Linked DNA regions of Homo sapiens: region 2 is linked to region 1. A link is a contact called in ENCODE Hi-C or POLR2A ChIA-PET data. All regions are on one chromosome and are shown on one strand. Each heading gives the region's core, a stretch centred on a gene start or an enhancer-like site at or near the end of the contact. The rest is flanking DNA. Distances are from core to core; before and after follow the strand shown.

Evidence for each region. Hi-C counts contacts between places; a loop is a spot of excess contacts on that map. ChIA-PET counts read pairs that join two places held with the same protein, here RNA polymerase II (POLR2A). Pooled maps may share reads with other maps.
Region 2: a pooled map shows a loop between it and region 1 (4-fold over the local background). The contact joins the enhancer-like site here to the promoter of ZBTB7C-AS1 in region 1. A Hi-C loop is called at or near these places in 2 of 168 maps with a recorded cell type or tissue (CD8-positive, alpha-beta T cell and gastrocnemius medialis) and 1 of 50 pooled maps. POLR2A ChIA-PET finds 5 or more read pairs at or near these places in 1 of 52 experiments (T-cell).

The regions. Positions count from the first base shown.
Region 1 is chr18:48,161,142-48,165,555 of GRCh38, forward strand. It overlaps ZBTB7C-AS1 (ZBTB7C antisense RNA 1), which reads left to right and starts at 1,575. Exons shown (of 5, transcript XR_001753437.2): 1 at 1,575-1,739. All of the region lies in intron 3 of ZBTB7C (zinc finger and BTB domain containing 7C), which reads right to left. RefSeq lists a silencer at 495-694.
Region 2 is chr18:48,549,993-48,554,780 of GRCh38, forward strand. All of the region lies in intron 1 of CTIF (cap binding complex dependent translation initiation factor), which reads left to right. Among named protein-coding and RNA genes, the nearest start is that of CTIF, 13 kb to the left of the region's middle. RefSeq lists an enhancer at 1-403. Within about 2 kb of position 3,384, at least 3 of the 41 ENCODE cell types and tissues checked have a DNase peak (open chromatin) inside an H3K27ac peak, as active enhancers do.

The DNA of each region.
Region 1 (4,414 bases), core at 325-2,824:
AAGGGACCCTAAAGGGGGCTGTGGGGGAGGGAGGGCCTCCTGGGCTGACTCAAGGTCTCCTTCACCAAGACCCAGAGGGCCTGGGGGACGGGGGCAGGGAAAGAGAAAGAGCACGTGCAAGATTTGAGTTCTCCAGGAGGGCTGGGAGTGGGAGAGTCCAGGGAAAGAGCTGGTGCCTCCCTTTGGCTAACCGATCCCTTGGAAGAGCCAGCTCAGAGAGGGGAGGAAGGGAGGGCGGGTCAGGAGACAGGGTGGGGCCGGGATGAGAGGAAACTGTAAAACCAACGGGGCGGATTCACGAAAAATTCCCGAGCGTGGTGAGGGTAGAGGGTGCTGGGCAGCACCCCAGTTCGCCGGGCCCACGCTCCTCCAGTTGCCCGGCCTGTTCAGACTGGTTCGCCCACCTTTCTCTCCCTGCCGGCCCCACTCGCCTGACCTCTGAGAAAGCAGAATCCGGGACATGAAGCAACCACAGCCGCTCCGCCCGGCCACAAGCGCCCCGGACTCCGTGCCTGCCCGCAGCCCCCTTCCTGCAGCGTTCACTCGGCTGCCCGGCCCGGCCCGGCCCGGGCGCCCCGCCCCAGCCCCGCCCCGCTCCGGAGGCCCCTCCTCTATCCCCGCCCCTTCCCGGGCGCCCCGCCCTCTCCCTCCACTCTGCGCCCCCGCGGCCTCTCTCTCCTCCTGCGGGAGCCATCGCCCTCCTCCCGGGCGCCCCTCCCCGCGGCCGCAGCCTGTTTCCCGGGCCTCTCCTCCGCATTCTCACATCGCTCCAGCTCGACCTCCCCACCCGCCCGCCTCCCCGGGAGGCCGCGGCCCGGCGCGGCACCGCCCCTGCCCACGGTTACCCGGTTACCGCCTGAGAGGCCGGCGCCTGCCCGGGCGGGCGGGACCCGCACTGACCCCGCAGGGGGCGAGGCGGGGCTGAGAGGGGCGAACGCAGAGCCAGACCCCCCGCCGCCGCAGGCCGCCCACCTCCAGGCAGGGCTTCGTGCCAGACCCGGCTGTAGTTATCAGCTGGGTGGAGGGCAGTGCCAGCTGCAGGCGTCCCCGAGGCGCAAACACCACCCCTGGCCCCAGCCTCCTTCCCTGCAGCCTTCTACCTTCTACCGGAAACAGAGCCACGGGGAGCTAAAGGAGGATCCAGCAACAGTGGAGGCAGGGACTCCACCTCAGAGGCAGGGCCGCACTGAAGCCCAGCTCACCTACCTGCTGGGTGACCTTGGGCAAGTGACTTCTCTATGCCTCAGTTGTTGCATCTGTAAAATTGAGATAGTAATAGTATTCACCTCACTGAGTGCTGCGGTTTGGTGCCTGGCACATAATAGGGACTTCATAGACAGTTGTTACTATTATTACCTCTTCCCCCACATTTGGGGTTTGGCAGAGGGATGTATTGGCTACATGGTCATTAAGGATCTGTTAAGCACCTCCTATGCACGAGGGAGATCACATGGTATGGTCCAAGAGTCTTGGAGTTAGATGTGGGGTTGAATCCTGGCCCTGTCACTTCATAGCTGTGTGTGACCTTGTAAAATTCTGTCTCCTCTCTGAGCTGAAGTTCCCCCACAGGAAAATAGGGACCGTAATGCCCATCTTCCGGGGCCAATGCTGGATTCAATGAGATAATGTACAGGGAGTGCCCAGGGCAGTTCTCAGCACACAATAGTGCCTCTCAGTAAATAAGAGACGCAGGATGGAGAGGACAGGCTCAGTTTCTGCTACAGAAGAGCTCTGGGCAGGTAAGACCTATGGGAGAAAAATGTCACTGAGGAGGATGAACGTTCATGCTCAGCATGCAGTCAGTAGGAAGGGCTGAGGGAGGGCAGGCCCTCCTGTCTAGGAGAATGAAACTGCTAAGGGTGGGATGTCAGGCACTGGTGGGGGATGTTTCCGAATGGGGCCCGTTGGTCCTCAGTGAAGCGGCAGCTACTGGGCCTGAGAAGGGATGTAGGGGCGCTGGAATGACTGATGTCAGCATCTGCTTTATTGGAGAGGCCCCAAAGATGGCTTGGCCATCTCTCTCCCATCCTGACAGGAGAAAAGAATGAAAAGGACAGTTGGAAAATGAGCCCTGAGCAAAATCTCCCCCCTTTATAATAACTGTGAATGTGGCTGGGCATGAGCATGGCCCTGGACAGTGGCTGTGTGACTCTGAAGCTGGGTTCCCTCATCTGTAAAATAGTGGGCTGGTCAGATGCTTTCTAGGCCCCTGAGCTCCTCCCTTCTTGAAAGCAACATTTGCTCTGATCCGTAGCAATGTGGGGGAGAAGCCACTCCTGGAGAGTGCAGGGCCCATCTTCAATCCCATCACCCATTCCATGAACTGGCTGGGAGCCCTCTTGGATGAAATGGAAATGGAGTGGGGCTTAACAGTGGGACAGGCTCCCCAAAGTAGCTCAGGAAGACCAGCTGTCCCACTGATTGTGTGATTCTGACAGCTGGAATCAGCCTTTCAAGCAGATGTCCAGCCCTCTTACAGACAAAGAAAGCCCAGAGAAGTGAAAGGACTTGCCCAAATTCATGTGTCTCTTGAGAGGCAGAGCTGCCTTTCAATCCACTGCACCATATTGCTTCAATTAGTTTCATTAAGAGGGACAACAAAAAAACCAGTAAGCTAGTGACCAAGGCCATCCAAAGTCTCTTTGAGTCCATTTCACGAATGCAAAATGGAAATGCCTTAGCTTCACTACCAGATAAGAAAGTGCTTTGGGAAGTGAGAAGAACACTCCAAACAGCCCAGGAGCTGCCATAAGCACTGTCTGGAGCTGGAGGGGGTTAACTAGGTGGACAGTTGGCGGAGGCTCCTGCCAGGTCAGAGGGGATTTGCCTTTGTGATCAGCACTGCAGGCTCCACGAAGAGTCCAAGGACAGTGGGCTCTGAGTACTAATATGCATTTTTATTCTGCAATAATTTTCATACTGAGTTCAAGAGGCACCAACTCCAAGTACATAAAACCAAATCAAATTAAATTAATTGATTTTATTGAAACCTGCTGCAGTTGTATTCAAGCCCACAGCCAGGGGCATGACCCTCATGAAATACCAAAGGGGCTTTTGAAATAATTAAATTAATCACACCCCGGGTTATGCACAAGGGCTTGCTCCTGGACTCACAGGCAGGCATGTTCCCGGTCCCAGCAACAAGCGGGAGAGGAGCATGTGGCCGCAACACAACCACAAAATGTGGTGCTGCCTAGGGGAGCTGAAGACTCAGACTTCTCATTCCAGGGTAAGCCTTTGTTCATGCTCTTTTGGCAAACATGCACATACACACACTCTCATGTTAACCCATACACACAGTCACAACACCACTCATACTCACACACATACATATGTATACACAAACATACTCATCTGCTAGATTTCCCTTCTGTCTCCCTGTCTACCCATGGTTCAGATCAAGTGCTTACCTCGTGATCCTCCTTCTTTAACCCACCAGGACCCCTCCAGCACTTGGATGATGCATTTTCTTGTTGGCTGTTGTTTCATAAGCGCTTTTTTTTGCATCTCTAAGTAAAGGCTAGTAAGCCCCTTGAATGCAGAGAATGGGCCTCCCTGCCTTCTCTGGATCTCTCAGAAAGCTCAGCATAACCTAGAGTGTGAATAACTTAACCACTGTAAGTGCTGTGCACTTGGAAGGAGCTCCAGACATTAAGCACCTACTGTATACTAGATACTGTTCAGATGACTTTAGACATATTAACTCATTTAGTCCTCACCACGAGCCCCCACCCCCTACATCCCACCAAGTTGGGATTGTTGTTGTCCTTATTTTACAAATGAAAATAGAGAGACACAGAAAGGTCAAGTAGCTTGACTGAGGTCACCCAGCTGGCAAAGGGAGCAGGGTTATATTACTTCTTAGGAAATCTTAAGCCAAAACAATTCTATACATCCTGTTGCTGATCAAGAGGTAGATCACCTTGTGCTTGAACACATTCCCACAAACAAGTATGGTTACAAAATCCCAGCATTACAGGGACACTCACCAACCCTTCATTTTACAGAGGAGGAAATTTGCAGTCCAGGAAGGGGAGGGTTCTTGTCCAAGGTCACAAAGCAATTTAGAGGAGAGCTCCCAGCCTCCTGTTGGCCCACAGCTTAGAGCAGCTCTGTCTGGGAGAAATGTTACTGATTATTCCAGTTCCTCATGCATTCGAATCTAAGACAACACTCCGACGTAGCCCGTCCTTCAGAGACAATGAGTGTCCAGTGATGAGCAAGAATCGCCCTGCGGAGCTGCCCATACTCTATGGCCCAAGTCCTCCTCTGTATTCAGAGAGCAAACTTGGGCAGAGAGAGGGGACCTGGCCTTGTTAGGGATCAGACTCCCAAACTGCGGCCTCATCAGCACCTGCTCTAGTCCTTGTTGTAACTGCTGGGACACCTTTGAAGACAAAGCCTTTCCCTCTGT
Region 2 (4,788 bases), core at 2,134-4,633, 390 kb after region 1:
TTTTTAAAATCTCACCCCCTAGTTCTGGCAACCACCAACCTGGTTTATATCACTATAGGTTTGCCATTTCTGGTAATTATTACTTCTTAAGCCACAGGTAATGCTGGTGCATAGGATCCCAGGTGTTCCATGGATGCCTTTTTTGTGGTCCCAGGACATGGGTTCTGTGGTCTGTTCTCCCAGCAGCTCCTCCACTTTCCCGACACTGGGGCCAGGTGGAGAACCCCAGTAGGCAGAATTGTCCAGAGGGAGGGAGCATATGTCACTGGTGGCCTAGGCAGCAGGACTGGAAAGGCCTGAGGGCCTGAGGCTCCAGTGGGTTGGTAGAGGATGGCAGTCACCTTTGCAGGCAGCTGTGGGTTGGGGAGAGGAATTGGTGCTCAGCTGTGGCCTGCACATTCTGCAGAATGAGTTCTGTTGTCCCTGCTGATTGGGAAGCCTGGCCCCAGGGAATGCAGGGTGTGGGAAGATGGTGGTGGATGCCACCTTCCCCTCCCCAAACCACTATCCCCTCTATACATACACATGCAAACAGCCCAGGCCGTGGGGCTGACCATGCAAGCTAAGAGACAAATCTGTCCCCTCTGGGCTCCTCTCCACTCTGCTCAGGGTGTCACTGTGTCCTCCTCCCCCTCTTCCCACAGCACAGTCTGTGGGTTGCTAGAGCACTTAGCACTTCCCATCACTCCCTGCCTCCTCATCATTCCTTGGATACTTGCCTATCTGTCCCCTGGGATCATGAGCACCTTGCTACTGTCCTGGGAGTCATCAGGGCATTTCCTATAGGGCTAGGGTGGTGCCGGCCACAGGGTCCATGCTTCATGGAAAAAAAAGTATTTTTAAGGCAAGATACATATTTCTAGAAAGGGACTTGTTCATTTGGTTATCTGTCCAGATTCCAAACCAGTTCCGTGTGGCACTGCACAGTGCCCTGGACGAGAACTTACGGATCTCTACATGTTTTCCTCCCTAAGAGGAAGAAAGGTAATCAACTATCCTGTTCTGGGCTGAATTGTGTCCTCTCAAAATTCATATGCTGAAGTCCTAACTCCAGCGCCTCAGAACTGGATTGGTGGCCAGGCCTTTAAAGAGGTAATTAAGGTAAAATGAGATCATGAGAGTGGGCCCTAATCTAGTATGACTGGTGTCCTTAAAAGAAGAAGAGGACACAGATAAGACACAGATGGGGTCAACAGTGTGAGGATGCAACGAGAAGGCAGCCATCTGCAAGTCAAGACGGAGGCCTTGGAAGAAGCCAGCCCTGCCAACACCTTGATCTTGGACTTCCAGTCTCCAGAATAAATACATTTCTGCTGATGAAGCCACCCAGTCTATGGTGGCCTGCTATGGCAGCCCTAGCAAATGAATATGGAAGGATTCTCCCCTGCAGCTTGTGGAGGGAGTGTGGCCCTGCTCACACCTTGGTTTTGGACTTCTAGCCCCCAGAATTATGAGATCATACATTTCTGTTGCTTTCAGCCACCTGATTTGTGGTCCTCTGTTATGGCAGCCATGGATACTAATACACATGCATTGTGTGTTATGCTTGTGTTTAGGACTTCACCCCCTAAGTGTATTTCATCTTTCAGCTCTGAGTGTAGTTGTTATTCTTCTCTTTTGCAGATACACCTGAAAAGTTAGCATTCCTCCTGAGGTCACACAGGGAAGCCAGGCTAGAAACCCAGGCCTGTGTGGACTCTGGCCTGCAAGCTGTTGCATTTGGGCAGTGGGGAGATGTCTGTAAACGCAGGGATTGAACAGGTGGTCTTTCTCCTGAAACCTGGGTGATCCAATAATAACTTTCTTTTTCTTTTTTTTTTTTGGAGACGGAGTCTTACTCTGTCACCCAGGCTGGAGTGTAGTGGCGCGATGTCGGCTCACTGCAAGCTCCGCCTCCTGGGTTCACGCCATTCTCCTGCCTCAGCCTCCCGAGTAGCTGGGACTACAGGCGCCCGCCACCACGCCCAGCTAATTATTTTTTTTGTATTTTTAGTAGAGACGGGGTTTCACTGTGTCAGCCAGGATGGTCTCTATCTCCTGACCTCGTGATCCGCCCGCCTAGGCCTCCCAAAGTGCTGGGATTACAGGCGTGAGCCACCGTGCCTGGCCTAATAATAACTTTCAAAGCCTAACAGTTGCTAAGTATTGTGGTGTCATAGTAAGCACTTTGCATGTGCTGTCTTCATTAGCCATTACAGCTTCTGTTTCATAGATGAGAAAATGAGGGCACTTCTTCCAACGGGGACATTTAAGCAAGAAAAGCCAGTGACTTGGCCAAAGTTGCATACCAGGCTTGCCAGTGAGAAGACAAACTGAGGACGGGTTCTCTGAACTGTGCCCTCTTGGCTCTCTAGAAAGAACTGTGTGGAAATTTCTGGATTCCTGTGTCTTAGTCCATTTGGGCTGCTATAGCAAAATACCATAGACTGAGTAGCTTATGAACAGGAGAAACTTATTTCTTGGGCTAGGAAGTTCAAGATCAAGGTGCCAGCAGATTCAGTGTCTGGTGAAGGCTCAATTTTTCATAGATTGCACCGTCTCACTGCTTCTTTTCATGATGGAATGGGTGAGGACGTTCTCTGGGGTGTCCTTTATGAGGGCACTAACCTCATTCATGAGGCTCTGCCCTCATGACCTAATTGCCTCCTGAAGGCCCCACCTCCTAATACCATCGAGTCAGTGGTTAGATTTCTAACTTGTGAATTTTGGGGGGATACATTCAGACAGTAGCGGAGGTTGAGTGTTTTACCCCAGGCCACACAGCTAAGAAGTGGCATAACCAGTTTTGCTCAAGCTTTGCCTGTCACACACAGGGATTGGCAGGTTCCCCTGTAGTCCCCTGATGTTCTGAAAAGGTCACTGGTCTTAGATTGGCCACCTGTGATCTGGCTGCTCTCAGGGAAGTCACTTCACATCTGGGTGCTTTGTCCTCGGTGACCTCAGGGCTTGGACGATATAATACTAAAGTCTCTGATCCTCTCATTCTGAGGTTCCCAGTGCCCATCCTTCTATAATACAGGGATTAGGAGGGAGAATCCCTGAGATGTTTTTGACATTTGCCTACACCTGAGGGAACAGTTGCACATCTTCCTGATACGGCCAGTTGGAAGTGTGGTTTGGCCATTCATTCCTTCCCTACAAAATTACCTCTTTGCACAAGGTAGAAATGATCCCCACCTTGTGCCAGGTTTGTTCTAGGCTTTTGATGGTGTGGGCTTTGAGTGACGTCCACAAAAGCGTGTGGGGAGAGGGTTGCTGGTGAAGTGATGTCACTGTGATTTCCTCCTCTAGGTGAAACAAAAACGTGGTTGCCTGCAGCCTCATTCGCACCAGAGAGAAGCCAGCCACGGGCGTGGCAAGCCTTGGAGGCCCAAGTTGAGCCAAAGACCTCTGTGTCTTTCCCTCCATCCTGTTTCCGTTTGCCTTTAGGCCCAGGTGGCTGGCAGATGACGGTGAGGAGCGGGTGATGGGGTAATTCCCGGAATGCAGACTGTAACCAGGGCAGTCAGAACAAGGATTGTTAACCTGCAGCCGCCCAGCTCCTGGCTCATCCCACGAGGCGTTCGTGATTTTACTCACCTCATTAGAAAAGTTTACTTAATGTATCTGTCGTAGATTTTAGAACTGGAAAAGAGGTTGAGTGACTTTCTTTTTCTTTTTCTTTTTCCTTTTTTTTTTTTTTGAGACAAGTCTCGCTCTGCCGCCCAGGCTGGAGTGCAGTGGCGTGATCTCAGCTCACTGCAAGCTCCGCCTCCCGGGTTCATGCTATTCTCCTGCCTCAGCCTCCCGAGTAGCTGGGGCTACAGGTGCCCGCCACCATGCCCGGCTAATTTTTTGTATTTTTTTTTTTAGTAGAGACAGGGTTTCCCTGTGTTAGCCAGGATGGTCTTAATCTCCTGACCTCGTAATCTGCCTGCCTCGGCCTCCCAAAGTGCTGGGATTACAGGCATGAGCCACAAAGTTCCTGATTCTCTGCGGCCCACTCATGACCTCAGAGCTCCAGACTCCCAAGCTCCCTGACACCAGTATTTGGGTGGATGGGAAGAGGCCTGCAGATTGCAGTGGGTGAAGAGGCTGTGCACACCCAGCTGCTGTGGTGGAGTGGCTGTCCGCCAGTGTGACCAGCTAAGTTGTCTTCTCATTTCTTGCTGTTGTTGGTGCCACCAGGGGTCCTTACCCCTGGCATTGTTGTGAGGTGCCTAGGGAGCTGGCAGGGCTAGTGCACTTCTTCCAATGGGAACATTTAAGCAAGAGAAACCAGTGACTTGGCCAAGTTCGCATACCAGGCTTGCCAGTGAGAAGACAAACTGAGGACTGGTTCTCTGAACTGTGCCCTCTTGCCTCTCTAGAATGAACTGTGTGGAAATTTCTGGGTTCCTGTGTCTCCCTCAGGAACTGGCTCCAGGCTGCCCCTGTACCCAGCGGCCCTTGTCTGTCTCCTCCCAGGCCGAGGCAGGCACTGCGATGGAGGCACCCTCTTCACTGTGTTTGCCAGTGCACTGCAGTGGAGAGGTTATGCCTTTGTAGGGTTGTGGGGATAGGGCTGAAAGCCCCCTGAAGGCAGGATCCACGATGGAGGAGCATTATCGTACTCTGGTGGGCTGGGAACATGGCCCCTTTCCCAAGTTCTCCTCTCTGTCAGCCTAACACCAGCTTTTCGGAGAGAAAGAATCTTCCAGGTTTCCTGAGATTTGCCTGAGGTCCCTGAGGCTCTCCTTCCCACTTCAATCTAGAAGATGGGAGAGGCTCTAAATGACTTAATCACAGATCTGAAAGCCCAGAAGGACC